Linked DNA regions of Homo sapiens: all the other regions are linked to region 3. A link is a contact called in ENCODE Hi-C or POLR2A ChIA-PET data. All regions are on one chromosome and are shown on one strand. Each heading gives the region's core, a stretch centred on a gene start or an enhancer-like site at or near the end of the contact. The rest is flanking DNA. Distances are from core to core; before and after follow the strand shown. Region 1 overlaps MSI2 (musashi RNA binding protein 2). Region 2 overlaps MSI2 (musashi RNA binding protein 2). Region 3 overlaps MRPS23 (mitochondrial ribosomal protein S23).

Evidence for each region. A loop is a pair of places that touch in the nucleus more often than their neighbours do. ChIA-PET counts read pairs that join two places held with the same protein, here RNA polymerase II (POLR2A). Pooled maps may share reads with other maps.
Region 1: a loop to region 3 is called in a pooled map, with 2.8 times the contacts of the local background. The contact joins two enhancer-like sites. A Hi-C loop is called at or near these places in 2 of 50 pooled maps. POLR2A ChIA-PET finds 5 or more read pairs at or near these places in 2 of 52 experiments (GM10248 and endothelial cell of umbilical vein).
Region 2: a pooled map shows a loop between it and region 3 (2.2-fold over the local background). The contact joins two enhancer-like sites. A Hi-C loop is called at or near these places in 2 of 50 pooled maps. POLR2A ChIA-PET finds 5 or more read pairs at or near these places in 2 of 52 experiments (HEK293 and activated naive CD4-positive, alpha-beta T cell).

What each region holds. Positions count from the first base shown.
Region 1 is chr17:57,368,605-57,371,515 of GRCh38, forward strand. The region is part of intron 5 of MSI2 (musashi RNA binding protein 2); the gene reads left to right. Among named protein-coding and RNA genes, the nearest start is that of MSI2, 110 kb to the left of the region's middle. Within about 2 kb of position 1,592, at least 6 of the 41 ENCODE cell types and tissues checked have a DNase peak (open chromatin) inside an H3K27ac peak, as active enhancers do.
Region 2 is chr17:57,337,460-57,340,268 of GRCh38, forward strand. The region is part of intron 5 of MSI2 (musashi RNA binding protein 2); the gene reads left to right. Among named protein-coding and RNA genes, the nearest start is that of MSI2, 82 kb to the left of the region's middle. RefSeq lists a silencer at 1,107-1,274 and an enhancer at 1,176-1,325. Within about 2 kb of position 1,257, at least 3 of the 41 ENCODE cell types and tissues checked have a DNase peak (open chromatin) inside an H3K27ac peak, as active enhancers do.
Region 3 is chr17:57,832,067-57,834,939 of GRCh38, forward strand. It overlaps MRPS23 (mitochondrial ribosomal protein S23), which reads right to left. Exons shown (of 5, transcript NM_016070.4): 5 at 2,715-2,873. Among named protein-coding and RNA genes, the nearest start is that of MRPS23, 17 kb to the right of the region's middle. RefSeq lists enhancers at 686-1,197, 1,198-1,708, 1,877-2,377. Within about 2 kb of position 1,430, at least 24 of the 41 ENCODE cell types and tissues checked have a DNase peak (open chromatin) inside an H3K27ac peak, as active enhancers do.

The DNA of each region.
Region 1 (2,911 bases), core at 342-2,841, 460 kb before region 3:
TATTGAGAGATATAACACACATAATTCTCTTTGGTGGTCCTCATGTTTTAAGAGGGAAAAGGTGTCATGACATCAAAGATTTTCAGAACCGCAGAATTAGAATATCGGCAGATAAGTGGCAAGTTGAAGTTATATGCTAGGTACTAAGGTAGGCAGAGCTCTAGGGGTAGATAACAGGTGCTTGTGAGTGAGCTGGAGAGGAGATTGTCAGGGAAGGCTTTCAAGACAAGTGGTTTTCTTACCTCGGTTTTGAAGGATGAATAGAAGTTTACCAGAGAGACAAGGAAGGAAAAAGCATTCTAGAAGGAAGGAACGGCATGCCTGAAATATCAGTGTGTCAGCTTTTCCTCCCCAGTCTGTGGGGGTCAGAAATAGGGTCACCCTGGCCTCACCATGAGATTTTTTTCTACTGGGAATTTCCAAAATAGGCTGCATCTCAGAGTCATTTGGTGAGGTTTATGGAAATACTGGTGAAGCTAGTTCCCAGGTGTGCTTTGCTCTACTGATGGTTGGTAGCATTGTTTACCTCTGGTGGTGGGAATGACAGGGTGCTGTTTGTACCATTTTCGGTTCTTTTGTTGAGAGTGACGTCACAGTTGTCCTGCAGCAAGCCAGGGTTATGCCACCCTGTCAGCTATGCCAGAATGGCAGCAGGTGTCACTGGACACATACCATTCCTTCTTTACACCATCTATCAACCTACAGTGGGGAAAGGGGCAAGAATACAGCATAATGAGAGGGGCAGCCAGTTGTAGCTCGGGGACCTTGGATTCTAAGCAGCATGACCTTGGGAAGGGTCTTGAGTCTTTGAGCCTGTTTGTCCTCTTAGGAATAAAGCAGGTTGGACAGACCTTACTTAATAGGCATGCTTAAATCTGCCAGGGAAAGGGACCCTCCTGTTGATGAATAATTCATTCTGGTTTTGTTCCTAGAAAGTATTCCATGGGGCACACACTTTCTCAGCTGCTCTTGGTTTTGCAAAGGAAGATACTGACATGTTCAGATTAAGAAATCGTAAAGCTTCTGAACTACTAAGGAAGGGAAAAGAGGGGCCCAGGGCCCACATGTGTGCCAGGTGCTGATCTGAGGGTTTTTTGTGACTCATCTCATTTAATGGTCACGCTGTTCCTGTGAGTAAAAGCTGTCATCCCATTTTATAGATGAAGAAACAGAGGCACAGAGAGGTTACCTTAATTTGCCCAAGGTCACACAGAATCCTGGTGTTCAGGCCTCATGCCTTCTGTTCTTAACTCCATATCCTGTGTCCCTGGGAAAGGAAGGGGCCATAGTCTGGAGTGGTTTCCAGGAGAAAAGAGCCAGAGTAATCTCTGCTCTTCATTTCTTAACAAGAATAGAAGACAGAATAAAGGGCACAGGGATAAAGGATTGTTAACCAGACTGGCAAATCAGTAGACTAATTAAAAATCAAACACCTTAAAACACTGTCGCTGGGTTAATTGTAAACCAACAATGAAACGTTAAAATTTGCCCAGCCCATGAGTTTGAATGATTAACTGAGTGAGTTAATTTCAAGCCATTGGTTTGAGTAGCCGTGAAAGCTGAGGTTAGTGGAAGGGGAATCTGTGTGTTCTTTCCTGCCCAGGCCTGCCCTGGTGCCTAAGGTCTTGTGATTGTTGCTGCTGTTTGCGTTTTTAATCGAAATATCTTAAACATTTAGGCAGAACCTCACAAATGCAGCTAGATTGTGGAAAAGGACAGTGTGAATCAGCAAAGAGTAGGATTACGTATATCTTTCCAAATAGAAGAAATGCCATTCTGTTTTGCAATATCACAGAGTCCTGGTAGCAAGAAAGGGCCCTTTGGAAAGGCCTTTTGCCTTCCAGTGTTTGACCCAAGGCTGCTGTCCCATCTGTGGCCTCTGTTGCTCTCTCATGTTCTTTTCTGCCCAGAGACCAGGTCTGGGGGTGTTATCAGGAGTTAGTCCTAAGACTGGAATGAGACTCCTGGGATTCAATGATGGCCAGTTGACCACAAGATGTTTCTGTTAGGTTTTAAGTTGAGATTCTGCTACGCCTGCTTTGATGGCTAGGTAACACTCCTCAGCACCAGGTGATGGATTTAACCTCTGTGAGCTGTGTTTCTAACCTGACTGGGCCCAGGGATCATGCTGGGAAAGTTATGGACCCTTTACCCAGAGACTTGCGCTACAACACAGCCACATACAGCTTTGCACTGAGGGTCAGGATGCACAGATCCCTGGTGCTCAGACATGAATGGCCTTATTAGAGTGAAGAAACCCTGTGTTGAAGTCACCAAACAGCTGGACTTTAAATGTTAATGTTAATATTTCACTGTGACTTATATAGCATTTTATTTTTTCCAGAGTTCCTTACAAGACAATCTGATTTGATCCGCAGGAGAATCCTGTAAGGTCAATTATATAGTCGCTCTTTTATATATGACGCATGCAGTAGGCTCAGTATCTTCCCTGAGTGTTGCTGTTTTCTTGTTAATTTGCTAAATGGGCTTTTAAAAAGGAGATAAATGTAAATTTCAGCCCCGTAAAATAGATACATCTCAAATGCTCGTGACTCAAATTAATTAATTAAAAAACAGAATAAAACACCACTCCAGCCACAAAACATGGCAAGGTTGTAATGTTTATTCCATTCAGCCAGTTGATGGGGTAAAATTACGAGATTGGTCTGTGATAAAAATGTTTTTAACTCCAACTTAGACGTTTACAGAAAGGAGAGACTTGGGCAGTTTGTTTATTTAGAACATTGATTACTGCTTCTGCCATGTTCCTCCAATCACAAACACTTGGGAAAATTTTGGAAAACTGCAAGAACTAAGTAAAAATCCCCCCAACGCCACTATTTACCATTCAGAGATAACTGCTATGAACATTTCGGTACATTTTTTTCTGTCCTTTTTCATGGCAAAAAAA
Region 2 (2,809 bases), core at 7-2,506, 490 kb before region 3:
GGCCTCTAGCCTTCACGGCTGGGTGTCTCAGAGGCTGGGCTCTCTCCTCTGGGAAGGCTGTTGTCTCTGTGTCGCTGGCTAGCCTGGGTCTCAGGGGCAGTGAGAATCCCTGGCGGCTGTCCCTGTCGTGTTTACCACCTTGGCAACAAGCGCTGCTCTTGGCACCACGGTCGAGTCCTTAGCTGGACGGTGACTCGGGCTGGGGGCTCCTTCTTCACATCATGAATTGGTCTTTTGCCAAGCCAAAACAGCGGCTGCTTGCTTTTCAGAAGGAAAGGTTGTTCATATTTATTTTTTAATTAGAAAATGAATGCATGCTCCTTACAGAAGATTCAAAACATATAGAAAAGTGCAAATAAATGAATGTTTTGGTATATTATCATTTTTGTGTGCATACGTATTTAAAAACAGAATTGGAAAAGAACCCAGAATTAGAATCACGCTGTGTTGTGTGCATGTGTATGTGCTTTTGCATTTACTAGTACTTAGTAATAATTTTCACGTGTTACTAGATGGTTGTAAAAACATGATTTTTAATTGGTGTGTAACGTTCTCTCATCTCAATGTAAAATACAGATACGTTTTAAATATACCTTACCGCCAAGGACGAGATTTGTATGGGTTTTATTTTGTTTTTTATTTATTTTTGAGACAGAGTCTCTCTCTGTCGCCCAGGTTGGAATGCAGTGGCGTGATCTCGGCTCACTACAACCTCCACCTCCTGGGTTTAGGAAATCCTCCTCCTCAGCCTCCTGAGTAGCTGGGATTACAGGTGTGCGCCACTATGCCCAGCTAAATTTCTGTATTTTTAGTAGAGATGGGGTTTCACCATGTTGGCCAGGCTGGTCCCGAACTCCTGACCTCAAATAACCCACCCACCTTGGCCCCCCGAAGTGCTGGGATTACAGGCATGAACCACTGCACTGGCCTGTTTTATTTTATTTTTTGAGACAGTCTTGCTCTGTCGCCCAAGGCTGGCGTGCAATGGCACGATCTAGGCTCACTGCAGTCTCTGCCTGAGACCATAATCTCTGCGGTCTCTGTCCATGAGACCATAAATAAAGAATAAGGAGCTTGGCAGGCCCCACGCAGACTTGTTGCATCCCAGTTGCTTGGGGACCCTGAAGGCTGCATAACTCGTAGCCGGGTCTCTGCCTGGAGGAGCGGGCTGGTGTTAATTCACTGACCCGGGGAGCTGTGCCTGCCTGTCAGCCTCTCCATCTTGTTGGTGCTGAAAACCTCTCTTCCTCATTTTGGTCCCTGCTATGGCTTTTTATTCAAGGCTGTGGTTTGAGTTCTACCACAAAGCAGATAATGTGGCATGAGCAGCTCACGCAGGGACTGCCCTGCCTCCCTGTCTTCACCTACAGGGGCTGCCGAGATGGGGAAGGGCCCCACCCCTGAGTTCCCCTTTGTCTTCCTTGTCTCCTTTGCAAGGAGAGTCCTTTATTTGTTCTTTTAATGCAACTGGCCTCTCTGAAGAGGCTTTCCAGATCAATTTGGCTTGTCAGGGGTGCCAGGCTTAAGTTTTCAGGCATCTAAAGAAGTGGTGGGGGAGAGGGGATCAGACTTTTCTTTCTCTTTGTGGCTTTCAAAAGAAAATCACGGACGTTAAAATAAATGACGCAAATATCTGTATTTTTTGTATCAAAGAGACAAATGGCATAAATGCAGATTATAGGGTATTCCTTAGAACTGTCCATCACACAGGAGCTCCTGGGAAAGGCAAGCAGCCCGCGAGGCACCACCCGGTTTCACTGAGCAGAGGGTGAGTGGTGGCTTCGCGTTTGGGCAGCCTCCAGGGGGTCGGCATATTTAGATCATCGTCTCACGGATTGATTCAGGATTGTCTTAAAAGCCAACTCGGTTTCCAAGTGTTTCATTCTTGCATGCACGCTTAAGAAAGTCAAAGCCATTTCCATTGTCTTCTGTTTGATCTGCACTGACCATCCTTCAGCTCCTGCCTCCACTTGCGTGATGCTTTCTCTTCTGGTTGAAGAACTGGCAGCGTTGGTTTGGGCTGCTCCTCCCTCCCTCGGGCCCCCTCCCTGTGGCACGGACTTGCCCTGCTGTCGTGGATGATGGTCTGTGTGCAAGGGGTTGAGTCCCGTTTGCCATGCTCCTGGTGTTTCTAACTTCTCAGCCTTTCGTTTCACACCCTGCCATGATGACAGTATATCCATTTTTCATTCTTTGGGACATTTTCTCTCCAAGGAAAGATGCTCATGCACGTTTGCAGTGGGTGAACTGTTGCCTTCCTGTGATCAGTCATTGGTAGGGCTGCTTCTGTGTCTCCACCCGTGAGTCTCCATCACCAGTTGAGGACCTTTGGGTCTCCTGACTCCCAGAAACTTTTCCAGCTTCCCATGGTCTGTGCTTAGGGTGTATTCTGGGCCATGGCCTCCTGGAAAACCATTTTCCCAGCTGAGATGGATTCCCCAAGGTCCCTGGCCTCCAGTGTGGCGGTCCCTCAGAAGCTCATCAGTGACCGGGAATGGAACTGACTGCTATAAAGTTGTGAGCCTGCCCAAAACTGGGCAGCAGAGGTGTTGGAATTCAGCCCACCTGGGCTCAAGTGTGGGTTCCAGCCCTTCCTAGCTTGTTGACCTTGAGTGATACTGACTAACATTTCTTGACCATTTGCCCTAGGTTGGCTTACCTTAACTCCATGATGTCTCATTTAGTCCTCACAGTAGCCCTCTGAGAAAGGTATTATTCTTACCTTACTAGGCTTCAAAGAGGCTCAGATCCATGGAGCTAGTAAGTGATGGGCCATTGTGCAAACCCAAGGAGTCGGCCTCCAGACGCA
Region 3 (2,873 bases), core at 180-2,679:
GGGCCTCTAGGTAGTGACCCTCTGGCTTTCCTCCATAATCTGGGGCAAAGAGGGTGGAGAAAGAAAGCAGAAAAGTGTGCTGAAAGGAAGGCAGTTGGGGGGAGTGTAGAGGGGCAGCAAGGAGGCAGAAAAGGGCCGGGCATGGTGGCTCATGCCTATAATCCCAGCACTTTGGGAGGCCAAGGCGGGAGAGTCGCTTGAGGCCAGGAATTTGAGACCAGCCTGAGCGACATAGCATAGAGACCCTATCTCTACAAAAAAATTAAAAATAAAAAATTAGCTTGGCATAGTGGCATGCACCTGTAGCCCTAGCTACCTGGGAGGCTGAGGCAGGAGGACCACTTGAGCCCAGGAGGTTGAGACTGAAGTGAGCTATGATTGCACCACTGCACCCCAGCCTGAGTGACAGAGAGAGACTTTGTCCCTATTTTTAAAAAAAGGAAGCAGGAAAGAAGAAACAGAATGAGTGTCATTGAGTGTCATTTAAAATGTTGGTTTCTACACACACGCTTGCCCACAGGCATACACAATCCAAGAAGTTACTAAATAAATGCACATTTTCCAGTGAAACCTACCAGCATGGGATAAGTTCCAAAAGCGGATAGTTCCCAAGATGTTCTCTAGTTTCCTCCTTTGTTGTTGTTGTTGTAGTTGTTTTTTAATTTGATTCATTTACTTGGTGCTAGAAGTTTGGAAGGAGATAAAGGACAGAGTAACTACTGGGGGTGGGGGATAGAGAAAGCTGTGTTTAGACGAGTGGCTGGTGAAAGAGGACACAATACCGTTTCTTCTCAATGTTAATCTAGCGCATGTTAATTCCTCCCCACCCAGTGGGAATCGACAGTGGCTGAAAGCCTTCTAGGCACTGACAGCAAAGACGGAGTACTCGCCAAGAACTTTGTTCACGTTCTCATTCAGTCCTCACAGCAACTTAGTGAGGTAGACGTTGTTACCCTTGTTTTACAGATAAGGAAATTGAGGTTCAGACGGTTCACTAACTCCCCTAATGTCACCAGACAAAGCAACAGATCAGGGTTTCAAACCCAGGTCTGTTCTCCAAGGCCTGGGTTTTTTCCGCTGCTCTGCCTCCCTGCCTGCACTGTTCTCTCTCCCGCTGTCCTCCACAGCAAATTCGCAGATGTGTCATTGACTGGAGAAGGTTAGGAAACACTGCTCTGGGCAGAGTCTCCAGGGGCTCAGCGCAGTAAGCTCCTTCCTCTCCAGCTCCTATTATGGTGCAAACAGTGCCGCTTCCCCGGCAGGCCTTTGTCATTTGTCCCGTGGCCTGTCCCCTCCCATCTCTACCCCATCCCAGTAGCACCCCAGGACCTCAGCTTCCTAAATTTCAGCCACAACATTATTTTTACAAGGACACTCTTCAACCTTGAAAGGCAAGGTACCCCGAGGCAAGGAAACGAAATGACTGTAGTTGAACAGCATGAGAGTCCAGCGCCATCTAGTGGTGCTGAAACCGACAAGTCCCTGGCGGTGACATTTTCAAATAATCAATATCTCATTATTAACCATAATCACAACCTGATGTTTACTTTTGGAGAAATGTTCAGCAGCAAGGGATGCACATGCACTTTTCTGCATGTTTCAGAGGCCTGCGATCCTAAATGCCACAATGACTATTAAACAGTGTCCTGCCCATGAGCAAACAGGAGAGATTGATTGTATATCTTTTTCATCTAAGCTGCTCACCAAAAACAAAGCTCAGTTGAAGCCAGTGACCTTTCACTAACTGCTGGAAGGAAAATGCTTGATAAATAATAAATAGACCACTACTGGATCTTGCTTAGAACTATCTTTTAATTAAAAGAACTGAGGAGCTAGAAGGTCCGGTGACTGACATTTATTTCAGTTGCAGTCCAGGAAAAGCATTCATTGAGGGTAAAATGATACTTGAAATGTATTTTCGTTGTCAGCTAGTATTCCCCAAAAACCCTGTCTGTAATCTGCATGGATGGAGGGTGGTGGTGGTGGCTGGCAGTAGCAACATTTTGTAGGGAACATAACACTTAACTTCCTGCCTTCTCTGCCTTCCCCTAGCAACCTTTTCTTTTTCGTGCTGCAGCAATAAACACTTGTCTGGTTCAGCATCACCACAGAAACTGCTTCAGTGCCGGGCTCATCCAATCAGAGACCCGCCTGCCACATTGAGCGCTACCCTAGGAGTGACAGGAAAGCCATTTCCCGTCTTTTCCACAGGAGGGCAGGTGCCCTTCCTCTGCCAGCCAAGGTGACCTCGACCAAGTTGCTCACTGAACCTGCTCAGCCATCCCTCATCTCACCCAGCACGGTCAAAGGCTCAGAACGCATGACTAACTTAGCCCGAGTCAGGCTCCCACCTTTTGGCTATTCTAGAATTGAGCTCAGAACATAGAGACCAGGAAGTCTCAGCCTTCCCCATCCCCTCCTCCACTCACCTTTGCTTGCTCCTAGCTCCAGTCTTCTGGCTGAGGCCGTGCCAGCTTGCGTTGACTACCAGCACCACATCATGTTCTCTGCCCTAACTCCCATGTACTCAGGAAAACTGCCAGCCCATTCTGAGTCAGGCTTGGTCACAAATGAAAGCTGAGGATGGATGAGGCCCAACTCCGGGTGCCACGTCTGGATTCCCCGGAGCAGAGGCAGGCACCAGTGCCAGCCTCAGAGAAAATCTTACTGTCCCACTTGAGTGACTTTGTTTAAAAAAAGAAATCTGCTGAAGGTTTTTAAGTGGCACGCCATCATTTATTTACAGAGAAAGGTATCACTTTAACAAAATCAGGAGTCCTTCGGGGGCAGATTATTCTGTAATACCACTTTCATTATCAGAGAACTCTCGATACAAAGTGTTCTACAAAACTACAAGAAGAATCAGGCTAGCC